4 separate regions of the Homo sapiens genome follow, and all the other regions are linked to region 4. The links are chromatin loops, found by intact Hi-C in ENCODE. Cell type or tissue: ascending aorta. All regions are shown on one strand. Each heading gives the region's core, and the rest is flanking DNA. Links, peaks and the distances in the headings are about the cores only.

Region 1 (6,047 bases), core at 2,207-4,706, 320 kb before region 4:
GCCCTATGGGAAGCCAAGGTGGGCAGATCACCTGAGGTCAGTAGTTCAAGACCAACCTGGCCAACATGGTGAAACTCCATCTCTACTAAAAACACAAAAATTAGCCAGGCATGGTGCAGGTGCCTGTAATCCCTGCTACTCGGGAGGCTAACACAGGAGGCAGAGGCTGCAGTGAGCCAAGATCGCACCACTGCACTCCAGCCTGGGTGACAAAGCAAGACTCTGTCTCAAAAAAAAAGTAATTTTAAAAGTAAACCCTAAAATATAAGTACCCAGGAGCAGTGGTTCACGGCCTGTAATCCCAGCACTTTGAGAGGCTGAGACTGGCGGATCACTTCAGCCCAGGAGTTTGAGACCAGCCTGGGCAACATGGCAAAAACCCTTCTCAACAAAAAAATACAAAAATTAGCCAGGCATGGTGGTGTGCACCTGTAGTCCCAGCTACTCCGCGAGGTGAGTGGGAGGATCACCTGAGCCCAGGAGGTCCTCTACATTATTTTCCATTTCCTCTACATTATTTTTCAAATATATAAAAATTTTAATTGAAACCTTTACTATCAGCTATAGTAATTAAGACAAGGTGGTATTTGCTTAGTGACAAACAGAGACTGACATAACAGAATACAGAGTGCAGAACTCCATCTACACATATGTGGTCTGTTGATTTTCAGCAAAGGTGCCAAGGTAATTCAATGGAAAAAGGCTAATCTTTCCGATTAGTTCAATTGTGCTGGAACAAAAATCATCAGTGTGCAAATAAACGAAACTTGACTTTGTACCCTATACAAAAATTAACTCTAAAGAGATCATCGACCTAAAAATAAGAGCAAAAACTAAGAAATAATAAGAATCTTTGTGACCCTGGGTTAGGCAAAAATTCCTTAAGTAGGACACAAAAAGTATAAACTACAAAAGAAAAAAATAAGTTGAACATCAAAATAAACTGATAAATGGATTTCATCAAACTAAAAAACTTTCACTCTTCTAAAGACTGTTAGTTTATGAAAGGGCAAGCCACAGACTGGGAGAAAATATTTGCAAACCACATTTTTTATAAAGGACTTGTACCCAAAGCATATAAAATACTCTCAAAACTTAAGGCAACCATTTTTTTTTAAAAAAAATGAGCACCAAATAGGAGAATTCATAGAGAAAGAAAACAGATTCATGGTTGCTAGGGCCTGAAAGAAGATGTATACTCAAATGTTCACTGCAGCTTTATTCGTAACAGCCAAAACTAATAGCAACTGAAATGTCCATCATCTAGTCAATAAACTAAGTGTGGTATATTCATACAAAGAAATATTACTCAGCAATGAAAAGGAACGAACTAGTGAAACAAACAACATGGATGAATCTCTAAAGCAATATGCTACGTAAAAAGCACAAAAAAGACCACAGATTATAAGATCCCAGTCATGTGAAATTCTAGAAAAGACAAAATACGCTGGATGTGGTGGCTTACCCCTGTAATCCCAGAACTTTGGGAAGCTGAAGCAGGCAGATCACTTGAGCCCAGAGTTCAAGACCAGCCTGGGCAACATGGCAAAACCCCATTTCTACAAAAAATTAAAAAAAAAAATTAGCCGGGCACGGTGGTGTGTGCCTATAGTCCCAGCTACTTGGGAGGCTGAAGTGAGAGGATTACTTGAGCCCAGGAATTGGACGTTACAGTAAAATGAGATCCTGCCACTGCACTCCAGCCTGGGCAACAGAGCAAGACCCTGTCCCCCCCACCCCCCCGCTCCAAAAAAAGGAGAAGAAAAAAAAGACAAAATACAATGGAAAAAAGCAGATCAGCAGTTGCCAAGAACTGGAGTCTATGTAGAGGGAAGGGGCTGACTACAAAGAGGCATGAGAGAATTTTTTTGGTAATGAAAATGTTCTGTATCTTCATTGTAGTAGTGAATACACAATGATATAAATTTTTTAAAGACCCATTGTACTCCTAAAATTGTCATTTTATTATATGTAAAGGACAGCTCAATAAAGCTGATTTAAAAATTTTGAAGTCTGAAAACTACTCTGTAGTTCTACTCTTTCACTAAAACCAAGATATGAAATGCTCTAATGTTGTTTTAAAACAAAGGACTGTGAGAATTTGCTATCGAGAATGCATTTGATAATGAAAATGCCAGACAAATCCCCAAAGGAGCAGAGTATACCCAGTTTTAAATAAGTCCAATGAAGTCTGACACAAATAGCTAACTGCCTTATCCAGGGTTAAAACAAAATGTCAGTGATGTGAGGTAGGAAGAGATTAATAAGCAAAGAAAAGAAAATGATTCTCAAAAGCTTGCTCTAAAAACACTTTCTCATACATTTCTTAGGAATGTGTCTTTATCTTATCTGTTGTTTTTCAAATTCCATAATCTACCCTAGGGTATACAGCAAGTTTGTCAAGTTAAAGGCATTAAAAATATTTACCTTACAGTAAAAAGTTTTTTTTTTTCAAGTATAAAGACTTTCAAAAAGTCAAAAATCAAATTCATTGTGGATCCAGAACGAACAAACCTGTGCTTAATACAGGGAAATAAAAGTGCATAGTAACGTAGTTCGGCATCTCCTTATTTTGGCTATGTATTTTTCTGTGGCAATTATAAGCTATTTGGAAAATAGGAAAACTGATTCAATCCAAAGTAGGTAGGCAGCATTATTCCCAGGTAAAAACAGACACAGCAAAGTTCAGTAAAAAAGCATAGACTTTTTAAAGATCAAACTCCAGTTATCCCACTTACAGTTTTTTGGGGCCTTTTTAATTGGTATTATAAAATAATGACCTTTCAGAGTTACTATGAACACTTAAACTCATATGCATAAAGTGCCTGATTCATAACAGAGTCTTGTAGATTTTTCCTCTAATTTTAAATCTGTCTGTATCTCCTATCCCACTACTGAAGAAAACCAGAGGGAAGACCTGTTTCAGGCCCTTCATGTCTCTCCTAGATTACTGCAAAAACTCCACACTGATATTCCTATTTTCAATATTGTCTGCTCCAATTCATTCTCCCCAGTACGAGCAAACTAAACTTTCTAAAATCCAAACTTGATTACATGTCCTTTAGTGGTTTCCCCCAACAGCTTCAGGCCCAAAGCCAAACTCTTCAGCATGACGCTGAAGATAATCAGTAATATGGTCCTCTCCTGCCTTCATCTCTCATCTCCATACTCAATTATTAATATTTACTTAGCAGTTCCCCAATGACCCCATGCTATGTTCAGGAGAGTATAGTTAAAGAAGTCTCTCTAACTGCCTAGAAGTAAATCATGGCTCAACCTTAACCCAAGGCTGAACAAGTTTCAACCTTAAGCAAGGGTTGAAAACTTTTTTCTATGAAAAACCAGACAGCAGAGATTTTTAGGCTCTGCAGGCCATTTGGTCTCTGTTACTACTACTCTACGCTGCCAGTGTCATGTGACAGCAGTTACAGACAATCCCTAAGTCAATGAGTACGGCTGTGTTCCAATACAATTTTATTTATGGATATTGAAATCTGAATTTCATATAATTTTCACGTGTCACAATATTTTTATTTTTCAACTACTTAAAAATGTACAAACCATTTTCTCAGACAGAACGAACAAGAGACCAGGCTGGCCAGAAGGTGGTAGTCTGTCAACCTCTAATCCCGAGCAAATTACTTTCTCTCTCTTCAACTCAGTTTCTTTATAAAATGAAAAAAAAAATCAATATATGCTCAGGTATTATATTATTCCGGGACCAATGATTTTGCCAATATGTCACAGATGTATCATTGCACAAAGGAGAGAAAATTAGATTACATAAAAACAAAAAGTTAAAGAGAATTTTATCAATCCACTGATCCTATGGTTTTCCCATCGGCCAAAGCGGTTAGGCACTGGATATGAGAGCAGTTACCACTCAAAAGGCAATACATTCAACCTAGTATAAGGCACATTCTTGTCCTTAAGAAATGTATTTCCTAACTGAAGAGACAAGATAAACATGAAATACTTAAAGGGCTATATATGACTTAAGAACATAAGGCAAATATATGATTGATCTCTGTAAGGAAAATCAAATGTGCTAGATTTCAGAAAATAGGACAGAAAATCCCTGTGGATTAAAGTGGTCAAAAGAAGAGATGGACTTAAACTACTTTGGATAAACAGGAATTAGTAAGAGAAAGGAGAGATATTGAATAAATAACGGTATAAGAAGAAAGCAGTTCACAAAAAACTAAGCAAGAAAAGGGATACAGAGGGAATCCATGTAGGGGGCGCAGTAAGGGGTGAAGCTGGAAAGGTAGGTGAGAGCCAGGTGGCAGGACAACTTGGACACCATACTAGAGTTTATCTCATAGAAACTTGAGATGAAAGTTCTTAAACCAGGGAGTGACAATGAAAATGGTGTGTTAGCACCGGGGCCTGTTGTGGGGTGGGGGGAGGGGGGAGGGATAGCATTAGGAGATATACCTAATGTTAAATGACGAGCTAATGGGTGCAGCACACCAACATGGCACATGTATACATATGTAACAAACCTGCACGTTGTGCACATGTACCCTAAAACTTAAAATATAATAATAATAATGAAAAAAAGAAAACAGTGTGTTAGAATGAATAACCTGGTGGCCATATACAGGTTAAGTAAGAATAGAGTGAGATAAAAACCATATCAATGGTTTTCAAACTACTGAAAACAACTCTTTCTTTGTTGCTGTGACACAGACTCATTCAAAAAACATTTAACACCATCTTATAGGTGCTACTACTAAACAACACTTCAGAGCACAGCAAATAGCCCAAATTGCTTTAAGTACCAAAGTAGGTGTTAAAGTCCGGAAAGAAAGAGGGCCAGAAGGTCAAAGAGGTGACCTCATCCTGGTGGTACAACCCACATTTTGCCTCTACCAACACAACCACCCACAAACAGCTGTTTTAAGACCTCCCCAGCATCCTGAGAATTCTCTAGTGACTGGATGTAGGTCCTGAATCCAGATTGATAAACAGTGACCTATAATAATTAACCTGAAAAAAAAGATTTTATTGAAATACAGCCAGATTATTTAATAAGAAAAAAATTCTAAAAATAAAAATATATGTCCAACCATAAAGGTAGCATAGTATATTATTTATACTTGTATACACAGTATTATATTTATACCTTAAATATAAACGATTTAAAAAAAAGGAACTGAGAATGGAAGCCTGCAAAAAGCATATGTGTATTTTATACATACATATACATATACCAAAAACCTATCAAAATCAGATACAGTGACTAAGATGTATGATAACAAAGTAGTCCTAGGACAGCTATCAATGTTGTAACTACCTGTTTTGTATCCCCAAGATTACTTTTCTGTATAATCTGACATAACCATATCCCACACAGGTTGTATCACCACCATCTAAGAAAAAAGGATCATGTGCTTAAAACCGACAATGTACACATCAATTGTTTACACAGAAGCCACTGACCTCCTAACAGTGAATAATTTAATTAAAACTCTTTATTGTCTATCTCCCCTCATGATAATACAAGCTTCATGAGAGCAGGGATTTTTGTTTTGTTCACTGACATATTCCCAGTATGAAAACAATGCCTGGCATGTAGCATTTACTTAATAAATATTTGTTAAATCATTAGATTTCCATTCTGGGAGCTATAATTAGTTTCAGTCACCACTCCGTCACCCAGGTTGGAGCTCAGTGGTGCGATCTCAGCTCACTGCAACCTCCACCTCCCAGGCTCAAGCAATCTCCCCACCTCAGCCTCCTGATACCTGGTATCACAGGAGTGCACCACCATGCCTGGCTAATTTTTTGTACTTTTGGTAGAGACAGGCAGTGGGCTGTGGGGGGGCCTCATCCAATACAACTGGTATCCTTATAAGAAGAGGAAATCTGGACACACAGGCACCAGTGATATGTACACACAAAGAAAAGGCCACATGAGGACACAGAAGATGGCAACCTACAAGCTAGGGAGGAAGGTGTTGTAAGAAATCAAACCTGATGAAACATTGATTTCTGACCTCTAGCTTCCAGAACTGTGAGAAAATATGTTTATGTTGTTTAAA
Region 2 (6,047 bases), core at 2,317-4,816, 58 kb before region 4:
GACTTGTGAGAATTGTTAGACACGTAGAATCTCAGGCCCCACCCCAGCATCTCCAGTTTAAAAATCCCCAGGAGATTTGGACTCTATTAAAGTGTGCGTAGCTGGGGTTTTCAAACTTGACTGCACATTAAAATCATCTGGAGAGCTTTTAAAAATCCCAATGCTCAGGCCACACCTCATACCAATTAAATCCGAATTTCTGAGGGTGGGAGACAAGCAGCTTTTTAATAGGTTTTCAGGTGATTCCAACGTGCATGAGTTCTCAGCCGTGGATACATATTAGAATCACCTGGGGAGCTTTTAAATCTCCCAATGCCCAAACCCTACTCTCAGAAATTCTGATTTAATTGGTCTAGGATAGGCGGCAAAACGATTCCTAGGTGATTGTAATATGCAGCCAGTGGAGCCTCCCTTCCAGAATGTTGGTTCAGCTTCACTGAAGGTACAACCAGCTTAAAAACCCTCACTGCAAGTCAGTGGATCCAGTAACAGTTGGAGAAAAAGAATGAGCAGGCCATGGCTAGACTTAGTTTCCAGGGCTTTGATATTTGATCTCCTTACATGTGATAACTACGATTCTTTTTTTTTTTTTTTATGAATTCAGATATTTATATGCTCCTCTAGTTTTCTAATAAAGTTCCTTTTGAAAAATTCAACCTCAATGCAGCTGAGTTAAGAGATAAAAGCACTGGCCTACACCTGGGGCCACAGGATCTCTGAGCAGCTAAGGGGTCAGGTGGGATGGAGGCAAGAGAGGTTATGGTGGAGAATTTGGGTGCACCGGGACCCAGAGAAAGACCCCGAGGGATAAGCAAAAGGTGAGCTGATTGCAATTTTCTTGTTCTATTTACTCTGTGATACTGTCATCATTTCTAACATGACTGTGGAGTCGAGTAGTTATAGAATTGCTGGATTTAGCAAATAAAAACCCATAGCACCCAGTTACATTCAAATTTCAGGTAAATAATTTTTAGCATAAGTATGACTCATGTAATATTTGAGACGTACTTATTCTAGAAAAATTATTTGTTTATCTGAAATTCAGTTTTATCCTGGTATCCTGTATTTTATCTGACAACCCTCTTCCATACACAACCCTAAATTCTCAGTGTTAAAAAATCTGCCCTGTGAGTGGGGCTTTCTCCAGGCCTTGAGCTGGCTCTTGCCGTCTTGGGGTGATGTTATGTCTATGGGTGATTGTTAGAGTCCTGTTCCCAGGTAGAACAGGGAACAGGATTCTAACAGGATTTTTTTTTTTTTGAAACGGAGTCTCGCTCTGTCGCCCAGGCTGGAGTGTACTGTTGTGATCTTGGCTCACTGCAACTTCTGCCTCCTGAGTTCAAGTGATTCTCTTGCCTAAGCCTCCCGAGTAGCTAGGATTACAGGTGCCTGCCACCACGCCTGACTAATTTTTTGTATTTTTAGTAGAGACGGGGTTTTGCCATGTTGGCCAGGCTGGTCTTGAACTCCTGACCTCAGGTGATCTGCCTGCCTTGGCTTCCCAAAGTGCTGGGATTACAGGTGTGAGCCACCGTGCCCTGCTGAGAACAGGATTCTAATAGCTACCCATGGACTTCACCTGTGTTCTACAGGTGTTGCTCAGGGTCCCCAAACTAGCCCCAGTGTGTGTGCACGTGTGTGACTCCGTGCCTATGGACAATGTCCTTGAACTTCACTCTGCCGGGCTCACCTGCAGTCCTTGGTGATGAGGTGGTTTCTGGGAGTTCCTCTAGAATACCCTCCTCTCCTGTTGTTGCTTGCCGAGTTTAGGCTGTATATGTCCAAGAGAAAGGAGGCTGGCACTACCCTGGGATGCCGGGGAATTTAGGCTGTATATGCCCAAGAGAAAGGAGGCTGGGCACTACCCTGGGATGGGTAGTTTTTTCAGAGAAGATGAATCATCTGCATACTTTCTTCAGAGGGAATTGGGCTGGAGGCAACGTGTTGAGCTGCTGGTGAATCAGACAAATGTAGAGAAAAGGCGGTGGAAAGGAAAGCACGGTTCACAAGTTGCAACCATTGCATCTCCCTGAAGCGGCTGTTCAGTGTCTGAGCCCGGCTTTCAGCAGAGGCTGCTCCATTGAAATACATTCAGAGTCAAAAGTGCAGTTTCCCGTTCTGTTCAACTCAGAACAGCTCATTCCCTGCTGGCTTGTGAAAGGAAAATATCTTGGGCCCCCAGAATCACTGAGGAAAACTCAAGCTGGAAACTGCTTAGGGCAAACCTGCCTCCCATTCTATTCAAAGTCACTCCTCTGCTCACTGAGATAGATGCATATCTGATTTGCCTACTTTGGAAAGGCTAATCAGAAACTCAAAAGAATGTAACCATTTGTGTATCACCTATCTGTGACCTGGAAGAGTCTTCCAGCCTTTGCTTCTAGTTGTCCCGCCTTTCCAGACCAAACCAATGTACTTCTTACATATGTCGATTGCTGTCTCATGCCTCCCTAAAATGTATAAAACCCGGCTGTGCCCTGATCACCTTGGGCACATGTCGTCAGGACTTCTGAGGCTGTGTCACAGGCGCGTCCTCAACCTTGGCAAAATAAACTTTCTAAATTAACTGAGACCTGTCTCAGATTTTCTGGGTTCACAGGCTTCAGAGTGTGAAGGGGCTTGGAGAAAGGGAGGCAGAGAGTGGGGAAGAGCCAGCTGCCAGCAAGAGATGCACAGCTGCAGCCAGAGAGAAGTGCAAGATGAGAGAAGGAGGGAGGGAGAGGTCACCACTGCTGGTTACTTAGCTGGGGATGTGCAGCCAGACGCAGGATGATCAGGAAGGGTACCCTTGGCTTGTCCCTCCAGCCTATCCTTCTAAAGGTCTAAGCTGGTGCTTGTGTGTCCTGAAGCAGTATCCGAACCAATTAGCCTTAAGAAAAGCTCAGGAGGGCACGTGAAGGCTGGAAAATGGGCTGGGCCAGGTTCTGGAGCCATGGCCAATTTTCTCTGGATGTTCTAGAGGGTGAGTGACCCCTTCGTGAGGCTCCTCTGCTGGTCAGGCCCCGCAGGCATGGTGAGGCTTGGGAGAGCTGGCAGGCCTCCCAGGGGAGCTCTCACTTAGAATATCTACTGTTGGAAGTCCTCCCCACTTCCCTCCTGACACTACCGTCTTCCCAGAATAATACAGTGCTGCCGTTTAAATGAAGGTCACAGACTTGGTTTTTGTGTTCCTTCTGGGATTCTAGCTCGGGAAATCCAGGCTCTTCTGTCTCCTTCTCTGTTTTCTGTCTTCCCGTGCCTCCTTCCTGATGGTCTTTCCAGAACATCTTCTCCCACAGGCAGCCTAGATGTGGTGTGGGAGGGCTCTCCAGAGAACGTCGGTATCTGGTGGTTAATTAAAATGATAAATGGGCCTTTTGCCTCTCTGGCCACTTCATTTAGGTCAGGAACAGTGAGAGGCTCTGTGGAAGATTGGGAGAGAAGCCAGGTGAAGGCAGGGACAGCTCCAGGACAGGACAGGCCTCCTCGACTCTTATTTGCAGGGTCCCCTAGTCCAAGAGGGTTGGTTCTCATGCAGATTTTGCTTAGGGCTGGGGCATCTGAGTGAGAGATGGGTCTCCAGGTGAGGCATCCTGACTGGTAATGGGTCTGGGCCTTGCTGACTCTTTGGGGTTTAGCTTGTAGGTTCTCAGCCAGGGCCCAGACCTCCATGCCTTTTCTCCAGGACCACAATGCTCTTTTCCAGAAGGCTGGGCGGCCTCACTGGTGAAAAAGAGCTGACTTGGGCCTCCAGGCCAGCAGTTCACTCTGGAACCTAATCCAGAGTCACAGCCTATTGGCAAAGTCAATGTGCTGTGGACTGTCATACAGACAATGTGTTAGGCCCTGTGAGTCATGGAAGATGGGCTTGGGTGACCCCTGGGGTCAGGCTCACTTCCTTATCCCAGCTCTAGGAAAGAACAGCTTGTCCTGTGGGATTCCTCCAGGCCGGCACATATACCGCAGTTGGGGCTGGGCTGGCATGAGCCCCTTTGGCCAGATCTTGGCTGGCTCTCATATGTTTACCTCTAACCAGGCCCAAGCTTGGCCTGAGGGCCCTGAGTCTCTGCCTGGTGGAGACATTCATGTGGACAGAGCCAGCACCCAGGAGAGACTGATAGGTGAATCCTGACAGGATTGTGATGTATGCATTACTTCCCGTGAAGCTGAGGGGTCTGAATACCCAACTAGTGTGTGTTTAGGGGGTCGAGAAGTGGGAGCTCAGAGCTGGGGGTGTGGCTGGAATGACTGGGAAAGGAGAGAGGGTCCAGTTCTCGTTAAGTCCCTGCTCTTCATCATCATTTCCTGGCTCCTTTCCTCTTACCTGGCATTTCTCAAGTTCTGGGGCAAGGTCTAAATTGGGCACTTGGATGAGACTTTCCCAGGGAGCTGCCAGCCTTCCAGGTCCAGGGTGGTCACAGGACCCGCTGGCTCCACATCTCCTCCTCTCAGTTTGGCCCTCGCCCTAATCCCTGCTGGTGTCTGATGCCAGTAACTTGCTGCCTGCTGAAGTCCTTTCTCATTGTGCCAGTTCCAGGCGCTATCTGGAGCTGCCGAGGTGGATCTGCGTGTGTGTGTGTGTGTGTGTGTGTGTGTGTGTGTGTGTGTGTGTGTGTCTCTACATGTCCTCCTTGGACATTTTACTAAATGTTTATTGGCCCCAAGTGAGGCACAAATTCCACAGTCATTTCCAAACCTGAACTTAGTGGTTGGAGAAAGTGCTGAGCACAGTTTATTAAATGTGTGCCATCCTCTCCACCGTTCAGAGCCTAGTGTGTGCTGCCTTTCCTTTGAGAAGTCTTCTCTTGGGACCTCAGCCCTGTTGTCCCCTGCCCTCTCTAGGCTCCTGTGGTCCAGAGAGTGTGCTTGCACAACCCGGCTTGAGCTGTTGTCCCTTTGTGTCATTTTTGAACAGTGATATGGTTTGGCTGTGTCCCCACCCAAATCTCATCTTGAATTGTAGCTCCCATTATCCCCACATGTTATGGGAGGGACCCAGTGGGAGGTAATTAAATAATGGGGGTGGTTACCCCCATGCTGTTCTCAGGATAATGAGTTCTCACGAGATCTGATGGTTTTATAAGGGGCTTTTCCCCCTTTGCTTTGGCACTTCTCCTTCCTGCCGCCATGTGAAGGAGGACATGTTTGCTTCCTCTTCTGCCATGTTTGTAAGTTTCCTGAGGCCTCCCAGCCCAGTGGAACTGTGACTCAATTAGACTTCTTCCTTTATAAATTACCCAGTCTTGGGCAGTTCTTTATAACAGGATGAGAACAGACTAATACAGTTAGTCTCTTACCTTCCAGAGTGCAAGAACCAAGTCTTGTGAGTTGGCCTGACCCAGGTTCAAACTGTGCTTCTCACTTACAAGCTGATGACTTTGAGCTAGTTAATTTTTTTGAGACTCAGTTTCCTCATCTGTACAAGGGGGATAATAATGCTTTCCTCTCCAGATCATTGTGAGGATTTACGAGCTTATGCAAACTAAGCCCCTGGCACAGTGCCTAGCGTAGGGCAGGCACTTAATAAATCTGAGTTCCTGTTCTCTGCTCTTGTCTCCTCATGGTTGTTGGAACAGGGCTGGGCTTGTGGTCGGCACCCAGAAAAGTAGTGGTGACTGATTAATGATTATGGAGCCTGCAATTATTGGGATGAAGTCCCTAAACAGGGAAACAGCTCTAAGCAAACCCATTAATTAGGGGCCTGTTTGCAGTTCTTTTGTGCTGGCTTGTCATGTGTTAGTTCAAGGAGGGCTTTGTACCCTCAGCCTCTATCCACCCAGAGGTCATTCTGGGAAAATAATGACCAAGGAGAGGCTCAGGCCTGAGGTGTGCAATTGCCACCTACTTGTGACCTTCATGCCCATCCTCCCCTCCCCACTCTACTACTGGTGCAATAAACAAGTTAACAGGTGACAAAAACAGCCCTCATAAAGAAGGCCACTGGCTTTAGGATAGCATTAAGCCTGAGCTAATGGACTTTTTGCTAGGAACCAGGGACTTCCTGAGGCATAGGAGGACTCCTGACTTGGAGCGACCTCTCAGGCCAGGAGAGGCCAACCCAGGCTAGC
Region 3 (6,047 bases), core at 1,897-4,396, 97 kb before region 4:
GTCTGGCTTACTGCTGCATTTATACTCCTCTTTCTCCAGGAGCCAGGGTTGGGGCTGTAGCCTAAAGAAAATGGTGACATGAGGGCATCTCAGCAGGTCCCGACCTGAGAAAATACTTCCGTTTACTCTATTTAATTTTATTTTGAGGCTGGGCATGGTGGCTCACACCTGTAATCCCAGCACTTTGGGAGGCTGCAGTGGGTGGATCACCTGAGGTCAGGAGTTCAAAACCAGCCTGACCAACATGGCGAAACCCTGTCTCTACTAAAAATGCAACAATTGGCTAGGGGTGGTGGCACATGCCTGTAATCCCAGCTACTTGGGAGGCTGAGGGAGGAGAATCACTTGAACCCAGGATGCAGAGGTTGCAGTGAGCCAAGATTGCTCCACTGCACTACAGCCTGGGCTACGAGAGCGAAACTCCCTCTCAAAAAAAAAAAAAAGAAAATTATTTTGACAAACACTTACTGAGCACTTATAATGAGACAATATGTTACGTAGGCCCTGGATGCATAAGGCAATGACCCCTTCTTTGAGGAGCTCATAGTTTTGGGGTGGTGGGGAAAACGGATACTTTCTAACTATGTAACCTTAGATAAGCTATTCAGAATCTCCAAGTCTCAGATTTGTCATCTGTAAAATGGGGATAATTATAGTACCTACGTCAGAGGGTTGTTGTAAGAATTACATAAATATGCCAGGCATGGTGGCTCACACTTGTAATCCTAGCACTTTGGGAGGCTGAGGTGGGAGGATCATGGGGTCAGGAACTCGAGACTAGCCTGACCAACATGGTGAAACCCCGTCTCTACTAAAAATACAAAAATTAGCCGGGCATGGTGGCACACACCTGGAATCCCAGCTACTCGGAAGGCTGAGGCAGGAGAATCGCTTGAACCTGGGAAGCAGAGGTTGCAGTGAGCCGAGATCACGCCATTGCACATTGCACTCCAGCCTGGGTGACAGAATGAGACTCCACCTCAAAAAAAAAAAAAAAAAAAAAAGAATTACATAATATACTCTATTTAAAGCGTGGTGTGCGCTGAAAGTGCAGGTATAGAAACAAAGATTTGCAATGTACTGAGATATATGTCAAAATAAAGGGGGACAAAGTATGATGGAAGGAGAGAAGAGTAATTAATTTGTCCTAGAGGGAAGAGGGGGTAGCAGAGAAGAGGTGAATTTTGTCCTGAGATTTCAAAGGCAAGCAGAAATAGCAGATCGTCTGTGGAAAGACAGAATTTAGTGTGTCTGGAAAACAGAGCAGACTGTGGTGGCTGGAGCACAAGGCTGAAGGTGAGAGTTGAGGCAGCTTGGGAAGGGGCTGTGGTGCATCAGGTTGCAGGGCAGGACTCAGGCAAGAGTCTCCCAGCCAGGCTTAGAGATGAGGCTTTAACTTGCAAATGCCCAGGAGGAGGACTCCAGGCTCTATGGTGCAAAATGCTTGGCAGAATAGGGCTCAGAGGGGAGGTTGGTGCCTAAAGAGATACTTTCACCCCTCTCAAAAATCTGCTCCGGGTGGGCCCTACTACTTAGTTCCTCAAGGAATTTCAGTGAAGCCAGATCATCAGAATCTGCACTTGCCAATAAACCAGCAGTTCCCCTTGCTCGGAAATATCCCAGAAATCTCATCCATCGCTGACCAATGAATGTCTGCTTGGGGAAATTCAAAGTCCTTAGGGTCAACAACGTGCTTCCTAGCTGGTGCGTCTGATCCCAGAAAGAAGTCTCCACAGGAGTCTTGGGCAGGCTCTGGGCTCTGTGTGTGCAAACAGCTGCTTTGGTTTAAATATTAATAATGCAAAATGAAATGTGTGGGGTGCCCGGCGCACCAGAGCCCAGCCAGTGTGCGTTGATCTAATGTCCTCTGCACTTGGGTTTGGAAAAATGTGGTCAGTGAATTTAATATAATTTTTGGCAAAGGGAAGATGACAGTTAACTTCTCTCCCCAGTCTCGCTAATGTGGGTTTTCTCCCTGAAAAGCAGAGGACGGAGAGTGGTTTCTCCCAGGGTGCCAGCAGGCCTGCTGCCCAGATTCTGTCATGGCCCCTCGGCTCTGCCACCTTGACACTGGCAGAGGGCTTTGGGGGCCACAGAGCATCCCACGGAGGGGGAATTGGAGAAGTAGCTAGACTTGTTCAGGACCCAGCAGGGCCTGGGTGGGGCTGAAATCCTAGTTCCTGCTGGCTCGGGCTCCTCCCTCCAGAACATTCTCTCCCCATTTCGTGCCTGCTTCTTGGATTGCCCCTTCCTGCTGTTCATTAGCAGAGCTCATGGGGAGAATGTTGGTGCCACTGGGCTGTCTGTCACAGGGCTGCCGAGATTGGACAAATGAATCAAGGTCTCCACAGCCCTCATGTCAGACCCTAAGCGCTTTGCCTCCCTCAATCCCACTGCATTTTTTAACCCTGGGGAGGCTCTGACTTGGCTGCTGTGAACAGTTTCCCCTCCATTCCTCCTGCACCAGCCATCGCCACAGATTGTGGCCTCTTCCTCTTCTCCAACATCCCAGGCCCCGGAGTTTCTCTCGCCAAATGCCGCAAGTCTCAATTGGCTTCTTGAGAAGCTCATAAATGCTTGGTGACATCACGGTCCCCAAGTTGGGGAGCAAGAGTGCATCAGAGGCCAACATTTCTGAGGAGGAGAAGTCACAGGCTCTGGGATTGCCTAACAAAGGCACCCTGTGTGAGCGTGGTCACAGTACCACTGTTGCCGCCACCACAGAACTGGAACCGAGATGGCCAGGGCTTCCCCAAAGTCTGTCTCTGGTTTTATGCAACCCAGTAATGTTCCCCACTAAAGGCCTGAGCAGATCATCCTGCAGTGAGGGCCAGGAGGCCCTGCTGGTGCTCTTGCTGTGGCCCACTCTGGGGGGTCCCCCAGGCTGCTGGGAGAAAACAGTTACCCCAGGGCTCCTCAGGGGTAAGGAGTGGACAGGAGGCAACAGAGAAGCAGCCGTGCCCAGGGTGGGTGGAAGCTGCACGCACCCAGCTCTGGGGCTCCAGCTGTGCCCCAGGCTCCAGCTCTCCTACCCGCCCCCCTTGGCGTCCGGCCCTTGGGGAAGCTGAGAGAAAGTCTCGCCTGTTCTGGATGCCGCAGGCAGGATCGGCCACAGTGATCTCCTTCATGTGTCACCGCTGGCTGTAAGCGCTGTGTTTGGTTTGGCAAAACAGCTATTTAAATAGCAGTGAAATGTGTCACTGGAAAAAAAATTAGCTCATGTTTCCTTTGCCATTTCTTCATGATTTCCATTAAAAGTGTAACCAAGGGTAATAAATTAACAAGATCTGTAAAAGAGACCATAGGAAACCATGGATCCAGAATTCCCATAAACTTCTAACCCATGGAGCTAAAAAGCAAGGCTACTTGGGGGAAGGGGAATTGGATCACCCATACTTCAGTTTTCTTTGTGTCTGATTCCTACTCCTTGCCCCTCCCAGCCCCCCGAAATATGAAAGGAAAGCCTCCACTTCTTTCAGGGGTTACTGTGGTTATCAGGGGTAAAATTCTTCACTTGGAAACCCCAAAACCTGGGGGCATTGCTTGGCACTTCCTGTTTCATAAGAAAAGCAAGAAAAACCAAACAAAAATGCTACCTCCCTACCAAGATATAATCCTCTTTCTCCATGTTGTGTCTGACCCGGTCCTAACCAGAGTCCAGTTCTTGAATTCTCAACTCTCTGTGGCAATCAGCCCTTTTCCCAGGGTGCTTGATGCCAGATTGCAGCTCAGCGTTGCAGACAGGAACACTGAGGTCAAAGGAAAATGTTTGCCTTTGACACAAAATCCAGTATCAATGGATGGATGAGGAGCTGCAATCCTCACCAGTGCTGCCATCCCCACTCTCTCTCCTCTGTCTCCCATTTCTCTCTCTCTCCCCTTGTCTCCACAATACTTGTTGTGCTGGGCTGGCACACAGGATCACAGTAGGGACCTGAGAGTCTTTCTGCAGATAGTAGGGTAAAACAGCTGCCACCAAGGAAGGTGGCCCTGAGGAATGTGTTTGTTGTGACAGACAGTGGAGGAGCCAAGGGAGTGTAACTGTTCCTTGGCTCCCCATTGAGTGTGGGAGCAGTGCCTTACCCAAGGGTTGGGAGCATGGGGGATAGGACTGGAGGGCGTGTTAGTGTTGCACCCAAGACTGAGAAAGGGCAGACGGCCAGAAGAGTGTGCCCAGTGTTACACGCGGGGCTAGAGGAGTGGGGGAGAGGACTGGAGGACTGTGTTTAACACAATGCCCAGAGGCTGGGGGAGTAAGGAACAGGACTAGGAGTGTGTTTAGCATTATACCTAGAGGCTGGGGAGGTAGGGGTCATGATTGAGTGTATTCAGTGTCACACACAGAGACTAGGGAATGGGCGAGAAGACTGGGGGAGTGTGTTCAGTGTCACACAGGACTGGGGGAGGGGGACAGGACTGGGAGTGTGTTGAGTGTTACACCCAGGGGCTAGGGAAGTGGGGGACAGGATTGGAGAGTGTGTCAGTGCACCTGGGGTTTGAGGAGTAGAGGAGAGACCTGGGGGAGTGTGAGTGTCACACACAGGGCTTGGGGAGCAGAGGAGAGGATCAGGGTAAGTGTTCAGGGACTGCACTGGGGGAGTATGTTAGTGGACCACACAGAGTCAGGATAGAGGGTCTGGCAGGAGTGAAGGGAAGGCAAATGGAAACCAATTCATCTGTTTTTGCCTCTGGTTCTCTGTGGCTGTTATCACTCTGTTCTTCATGGTCTGTTGTCCCGCTGTCCTTCCTCAATTATCCCTTTCATGAACCTCTCAACCCACCTTTATTAGTTCAATGTGATGCATCCATTTGTCTCCTGTTAGGTGGAAGATGGCCTGAGAAAGGGGAGGTTTGTGCTGTTTTTGAAACCCCCGGTCATCCAAGCCCCAGGACATCCTCTCTTTCTGGATCCCAACTCCTCTTGCACAGGAGACCCTGGACTAAGACGGAGGTTTGTGCAGGCCATGTCTTGCTTTTTTTCCTAGAAGGCAGTGGTGTGGAATGTGGAGGCTCAGGAAACTCTTCATCATAATGAAATTAGAGAGGGATTTGAAATCAATGTCTTCCTCCACTGATTTCCATTGGCATCTCCTTCTTTTGCCCCCAGTTCCTGAACCTTTCATTCTGTCCTCACAAACACCATCCTCCATTGTCAGTTTTACCAGCCTCTTTTCCCTAGGAGTATCTGGCTTTGTTTGCTCATCTCTGTCTATGACACCCAAGGGACTAGCTCCTTGATAGGTCAAGGGTATGCAGCCCTCCCAAACTCCCTCTGGGATCTTGGACCCCAGAGGGAGCCCTTCCCTTTCAGCCCCAGGCTGAGGGCACTGCAGAGGCACCTGCTGTAATGAAAGAGAAACATCTGCTTGTTTTGTTTACATTTCATCCAGATGTTTGGGTGCCATATAGATGCAGCCTGTGGGTTGTCTGAATGCCGTGACTGGAAACTGAGCTTCCCTCTGCTTGGAGCAGGGAGGCAGAGAGGGAGGGACTTTGAACTGAGAAGGAAATGGGGCTGGACTCCAGACCCTGACTGGGGATGGGGTGGGGGAGGGGCAGGAAGGCGCGACAAGGAAGGTGGGGAGGATTGCAGCCCAGCAGTGGCAACAAGTGGAAGGAGATTGCTCATAAACATTGGATCTGTTTACAAAGCCACCAGTGGAGGCAAGCACTTGCCAAGCCTTGATTTTGAAAAACTGCCCTTTCTAGTGTTTTCTAGCACTTCCCAGATACCAAGTGAGGGCCTACACTGTGCTCTGCAGGCCTCTCCTACACCCCTGACCCACTGCTCTCTGCACATCCTGGTTCATGGTTGGGAAGCAAAGAAAAGCAGCTCCAGGGCCTCTAGCCCAGAGCCCAATTAACAATGCCTGGCAGTGAGCATAAATCACCACACTCCCCCTTTTCCTGGGCTCGGGGCTGGAAAGTATCAGAACTGTGCAAATACTTGGGATGTTTCTCTTTATTAGTGATAAAATATTGGACGTCAGCGTGCGCCATTTCATGCCCTGCCTCCGACAGTTGGAGCAGTAATTGTGATGAATAGG
Region 4 (6,047 bases), core at 1,671-4,170:
CCAGGCTGGAGTGCAGGGGCATGATCTCAGCTCACTACAACCTCCGCCTCCTGGGTTCAAGCAATTCTCAGAACTCCGGGTGTGGTGGCGCATGCTGGGATTACAGGCATGTGCCACCATACCCAGCTAGTTTTTGTATTTCTAATAGAGACAGAGTTTCACCACATTGGCCAGGCTGGTCTTGAACTCCTGAGCTGAAGAGATCTGCCTGCCTCGGCCTTCCAAAGTGCTGGGATTAAAGGCATGAGCCACTGTGCCTGGCCTGAAGCTGATTTTTTAATAGTTTGATCAGAGCTGCTTATTTCTTGACCTCTTTCGGAGACCTTCTGGAAAATTCTGGTGTCAGAGAAGGAGCACTCAGGAATCAGGAGTCAAGAGTTGCAAACTAGGCTGGGTGCGGTGGCTCAAGTGTATATTCCCAGTAGTTTGGGAGGCCAAGGCGAGAAGATCCCTTGGGGACCAGGCCAGGAGTTCAATACCAGCCCGGGCAACATAGTGAGACTATGTCTCTTAAAAAAAAAAAAAATTAGCTAGACATGTACCTGTAGTCCCAGCTACTTGGGAGGCTGAGGTGGGAGGATCACTTGAGCACAGGAGTTAGAGGTTACAGTGAGCTATCATTGCATTACTGCACTCTGGCCTGAATGACAGAGTGAGACCCTTTCCCAAAAAATAAGAAGCAAAGAGTTGCAGACTAGATCTTGTTCTGTGAGGTTGCTTAACCGCTCTGAATTTCAGTTATAAAATGTGAGGGCATTGGTTAAACCTGCCCTTTGCTAGGATCCGTCTAATAACACCCTATATATCTTTGATTTCTCTGTGAGCTCTGCAGAGCTGACCATCTCCAAGACTGGGGGAAAGTGGTTGTATAAGGGCAGCTTCTTATAGGGAATGGCTGGGGAGCAGGGCTGTCCCCAGAGAGGTGATGGGCATTTATATAGTTTTTTCGGCATCACAGACACAGGATTAGCTTACACTAGCAACCACCTACACCCTCCCTTGGCATGAGCCTGGAGTCTGGGAGGACTCCACCTGGATGGGTGGCAGGTGGCATCAGCTCTTCACATCCATCCTTGGTTTCCCTTGGATCCCTCTCCATCACTGTCTTTATTCACCTCAGCCTCCCCCAGCTGGAGCCACAGGCAGCCCTGTCCCATTCCGGAGCCAGTTCTGACCAAGGCAGGAAATGGATGTGGAGCCTCCGCCTGCCACTGGAGGGAGGAGGGGGCTGGAATTAGGTCTCATGTTTTCAATCAGCAACAATCGCGCCTCGGTTAAACCTCAGAGGCGACGGTGGTAGCACCACTCAAAGCTTACATTAAGTTGTTTCCTCAGATGTGGGATCCAGAGGCTTAGGCACGACTCACAGGCTCCTGGGTGCCTTTCTCCTGCGCTCAAGTCTCCTTTCCTCAAATCCAAATGAGGACTGGGTGTGTCAGAGGCAGTCTGGCTGCCTGGGCAGCTCCTGAGTTCCAGAATTTCCTAATCTTCCTTACCCCCAATGGCATCTGCAGCAATTCCCAAGTCCATAATCTGACCATAGTATTGTCTGGCCTTCCAGACCCTTCCTTGAGGCTCATTTGGAGGCTGGGTGCCCCTGGGACAGTGCAGCCTTCCTTCTGACTGTTGGGGATAAACAGCTCAGGGTCCTACCCCAGGTCTGGACTCTGCTGGCATCTCTTCTAATGTCGGGGGTCATCTGTCAGTTAAGAACTACCCTGAGGAGTGGCCTCCAAAGATGGAACCATTAGCTCAGAGGCGCAACATACTTGGTTCCATAAGCCTGCCTCTTTTATGGCCCTAGGAAAGCAAGAGCAGATCAATACATGCTTTTTGAAAGAATCTCAGAGTTTGTGGCAGAACCATTCTGAGATGTGATTAGGACTTGGGACACACAGGTCTTCCTAAACTCTTCTTGAAGGACATTGATTGACCTGAACTGTAACTAATACTGGCTAAGCCAGAATCTTGGAAAAGGTAATATGAGGAAGGTTGTAGTGATAGGAGCTTTTGGTGTCTGAGGAGCAGAACTGAAAATGGAGAAGCCAAGGAGGGTAGAGAATTGGTCAGGGTGTCTGCCTAGAGGCAAGTAGACGCTGATTCTAGACAACAGGTGCTGGGCCTCAGACAGTGGGGGAACAGTGTGTGCTGGGATTGGCCCTCGGAGCATGCAGCGCCCAGGCTCAGGTTTGGTGCTCCTAAGCACGGCCCTGAACCACTGCTGGCCGGGGGGCATTCCTCTACCTCCAGGCTTCGCTGTGGCTCTGCTCTGAATTTGCTATTTGACAAGGATAGCCAGGAAGAGCAGTTCCCTCCCTTCCTCTGCCTGCGCCAACCCCATCAGCAGCCTGTGGTCAGAGGTGCCCTCCTACCCCCATTTCCATGGGTGCCCATGGGAGCAGCATTGGAGGGCAAATCCAGGAGGCCTCTCCCCACCTGCTGCCTCCATCACCCCCAGGGCTGCCTGGCCAGGCTATCTTGCTCACTTTCAGGAAAAGGATCACAGGGAAAGGAACCTCCAGAACCCTAGAAGAGAGACCTCAATGCCATAAGGAAGAGTCTGGGGCAGAGGGGACGGTGGAGGGTAGGGGAGGGAGTGAAGCCCACTTGAGCTTTTGAAAATCTTCCTCCCTTTGAGTCTTCCCCAGCCCTAAGGCTGTTGGTGGGGCATCAGCGACCCCTGCTGGCCACCACATCTGGGATTTCCTCTGCCCTCCAGACCTCCATAGCTTTCCCCTCTGCTTTCAAGCCTCCCCTTCTTCCCAGGTTGAGGATTCTCTTCTCCCCAGAGACCCCACTCCCCCTTCCCTACTAGCCTTGCCTGTCTGTCCCCAGTTTTCTTTTATCCTTTTCTTTTACATATTCCATTCCCTTTTTCTTCTGGCAGAACTCAGCTTCTGTCTTTTGGAGCCTCCCTGCAGAAAACCACCTGTAGGGAAGAGATGGATAAAGCAGTGATAAGGCACCTGGTAAAGCATAACACACAGGAATGTCCAGGGGCTCATCTGGGCTGGAACAATAGATCCCTTTAAATGTGCTATCTGTCCCTCATATTTCTTCCATTTCACTCCAAGCCGAAACAACTACAGTTTATTATTTTATTATTATTTTGAGATGGAGTCTCACTCTGTCATCCAGGCTGGAGTGCAGTGGTGTGATCTCGGATCACTGCAACCCCCACCTTCCGAGTTCAAGCAGTTCTCCCTGCCCCAGCCTCCTGAGTAGCTGGGATTACAGGTGCCCACCACTATACCCGGCTAATTTTTGTATTTTTAGTAGAGATGGGGTTTCGCCATGTTGGCCTGGCTGGTCTTGAACTCCTGACCTTAGGTGGTCCGCCTGCCTTGGCCTCCCAAAGTGCTGGGATTCCAGGCATGAGCCATCCTGCCTGGCTGAACTATGGTTTACTGAATGCCTATTCTGTGCCTGTCTGTGTGTAGGGGACATACTTTGTGCCTCACTTTGCTCCTGTCCAGAGGCACCAGTCTCATGTTGAGGCAGGAGAGGAATGGTTGTGGGAGGATGTGGGTGCAGTTGGATGTCCAGCTTGCCCTGCCCCAACCTCTCTATAACTCATGCTGGTCACAGTGATCAGGCTTTCTTTAGTCTCAGGGCACAAGATTCTCAAGCTTGGCCACCTCATTCCATAAAATAGATAAGAAGTAGCTGCCCAAGTGGAGTTCCCTCTCTTAGGCCTTTGTCAGTCTTGCTCTAGCCTTGGCCTCTGCAGTGTCCTGGGTTCTCATGGCTTGCCATCCAGATGCAGGGCATGCATGATGAGGGGTGTAGGTAGGGGATACACCCATCTCAGGAGGCCAGGACCAGAGTCCCCCGCCCACCTCAAAAGGGCCCCATGTAGGGGCTAAAGGCCGTGGTTAAGTCAGAGGATTTTTATTTTTCTTAAAAGGGAAAAAGCTAAGATACCCTAATAAAAATGAGGCTTATTCTAGAGCAGAAAGCTCTCAGCCTGAGCTCCAGTCCAACACAGATAGGCACTCACTTCCTGGCCCAGGCCTTAATTTCCCTATTATATGGGAGCTAGGATACCCCCCAAAGGTCCTTCTTTTTTTTTGCTCTGAAGTTCTGTGGTTCTATTTTTCTTGCTTTTGCATGGCCAGGCAGACTAGGATGCAGCTTTGATCTACCTTGCGCCAGCTACCTCCCACCCACTCACGTGGATTCTAGGCTTTCATTTTTGCTGGAGTAATATTTTTCTGATGTTTATTTTTAAAAGTTCTGCATCTGTGGTGACCATCTCCCATTTGGAAAATTAACTACTTACAGATGTTGTGTGTGGCACAGCATTCTCCCAGGCAATGAAACCGCTGGGGTTTGGCTATCATTTCAAAAGTAAGAGGAGGGAAGGAAAGATGTATGTCTCTGATGTAGGTGTCAAAACTTCTTGACCTTCTGTAAAATGCCCAAATGTGATTTACTTTTATAAATTGAAGAGTGGAGAATTTCTTAAGCCTTGAGAGCCCAAGTGTTAAAAAACTCAAATGGAAATGGTCATATGTGGGATGTTTATGGTCATTTGTGGAATGTTTGCAGAGGGAAGGCACTAGCTGCGCGGCTGGGGCTGAGTGAACTCCTATGCTGTGCATAGAATACAGAGCTTAGCCCTCATCACCCCCATCCCCATGGTCAGCTGTGGCCAGTCAAGGCAGTGATTTATGTTGCTTTCCAGGATCTAGGTAAAGTGCATCCCAGCCTTGAGCAGAACCAGCAGATCCTTCTGACTCCAGGGTGCTGTGAAGACTCACTGGCTCTCTACCCTGTGTCATCCACCCGACCTTGACTTTCATTTTTGATTTCTGCCCTCCCTAGGAACTTGCACACGTCCTCCTCAAGACCTCCATCTCCAGGCATCACCCTTGCTCCTCTCCTCCCACACAACAGAAAATAGTTCCAGGATTAAAAAGACATTTTGTAAGATCCCAGTGAACTCTCACACAAAGCTCATTTTTTGTTTTCTTATTCATTGGCCACCCCCAGCTTCCGCCTCCTCAACAGTTGTCAAATACAGGCTCAACTCGAGAGAAGGAGCCATAGCCAGCTCTTTGTGTGGATGTTGATGCTGTGTATGTGTGCGGTGTGTGTGTATCTGCAGAGTGGGGTTTGTCTATGTGGAGTGTACACGTGTGCTGGTATTTGTGGCTGGGAGGAACCAACAGGACAAGAGCTCCTTTCCCCAGATGGGGCTTGCCCTGGCTGAGACATCTTTCTTGCCTGGATCTGGGACAGCTTCCTTTTTGCTACTGTTCCATTTCTGTCTCTGTTGATTTCTCCTGTCTTTGTTTCTTTCTACCAGAAGGTTCCTGCAGCCTTTGTCCTGTGAGAATGACTAAGGATAAATAAAAATTTGAGTAGCAGAGGAACTCAGAGACTGTCTCTCAAGTCTAATGAATCTGACTGCTTTAAATGTGAGAAGACTGAGGCTCGTTCTGTGCAGTGCGTTTGAACAGAAAGTTCATGCTTGTTCCACATCAGCAGGTTTAAACATTGTGTTAATGTTTTGTATCTCTGGTAAGATTTTTTGAAAGAGACACTCAAAAAGTGGGGGGAGCATAAGTACTATTCATTATAGGCAGATGGATGAGGATTTAGAATGTGGAGATTTGGAAGACAAAACTCAAGCTAGACACAATTTGTTTTCAAGGGAGAAAAATTAGGCAAAAAGTTAATGTCACTTATTCAAGATTTAGTAGAATAAATATGGGAGAAATAAATTGAGTGTGTGGTAAATTTATGAATAGTGACAGTGTTTCCTCTTGGAATGTGATAACTACTAAAAAAAAACTGCATGCAATAATAGCAATTCAGTAGGTGATATGATTTGGCTGTGTCCGCACCCAAATCTCAACTTGAATTGTATCTCCCAGAATTTCCACGTGTGGTGGGAGGGAGCCAGGGGAAGGTAATTGAATCATGGCAGCTGGTCTTTCCCCTGCTATTCTCCTTATAGTGAATAAGTCTCACCAGATCTGATGGGTTTATCAAGGGTTTCTGCTTTTGCATTTTCCTCATTTTCTCTTGCGACTGCCATG

The links. Peaks named below come from ENCODE experiments on the same cell type or tissue, not always from the same donor. Only the 100,000 strongest peaks of a DNase experiment are listed, where the experiment ranks them.
Region 1: a loop joins it to region 4, with 2.6 times the contacts of the local background. A loop is called at or near these places in 10 of 110 quality-filtered maps.
Region 2: a loop joins it to region 4, with 3 times the contacts of the local background. A loop is called at or near these places in 11 of 110 quality-filtered maps.
Region 3: it touches region 4 in a loop (2.3-fold over the local background); 16 of 110 quality-filtered maps call a loop at or near these places.

Annotation. Positions count from the first base shown.
Region 1 is chr2:42,182,746-42,188,792 of GRCh38, reverse strand. All of the region lies in intron 1 of EML4 (EMAP like 4), which reads right to left. Among named protein-coding and RNA genes, the nearest start is that of EML4-AS1, 16 kb to the right of the region's middle. In ascending aorta, for the core only: a CTCF peak has its summit at 3,571 (motif pointing right); no DNase peak of the experiment used is centred there; H3K4me3 peaks cover 1,598 bases; H3K27ac peaks cover 1,989 bases.
Region 2 is chr2:41,924,697-41,930,743 of GRCh38, reverse strand. No RefSeq gene overlaps it. Among named protein-coding and RNA genes, the nearest start is that of LINC01914, 6.0 kb to the left of the region's middle. RefSeq lists an enhancer at 1-201. In ascending aorta, for the core only: no CTCF peak of the experiment used is centred there; DNase peaks (open chromatin) are centred at 2,973, 3,853 and 4,463; H3K27ac peaks cover 1,643 bases.
Region 3 is chr2:41,963,716-41,969,762 of GRCh38, reverse strand. No RefSeq gene overlaps it. Among named protein-coding and RNA genes, the nearest start is that of LINC02898, 13 kb to the right of the region's middle. RefSeq lists a silencer at 1,480-1,774 and enhancers at 2,622-2,671, 2,782-2,841, 1,103-6,047. In ascending aorta, for the core only: no CTCF peak of the experiment used is centred there; DNase peaks (open chromatin) are centred at 2,192, 2,672, 3,072, 3,702 and 1 weaker place; H3K4me3 peaks cover 1,177 bases; H3K27ac peaks cover 2,500 bases.
Region 4 is chr2:41,866,538-41,872,584 of GRCh38, reverse strand. It overlaps the pseudogene RNU4-63P. Among named protein-coding and RNA genes, the nearest start is that of LINC01913, 8.0 kb to the left of the region's middle. RefSeq lists a silencer at 2,668-2,767. In ascending aorta, for the core only: a CTCF peak has its summit at 2,689 (motif pointing left); a DNase peak (open chromatin) is centred at 2,674.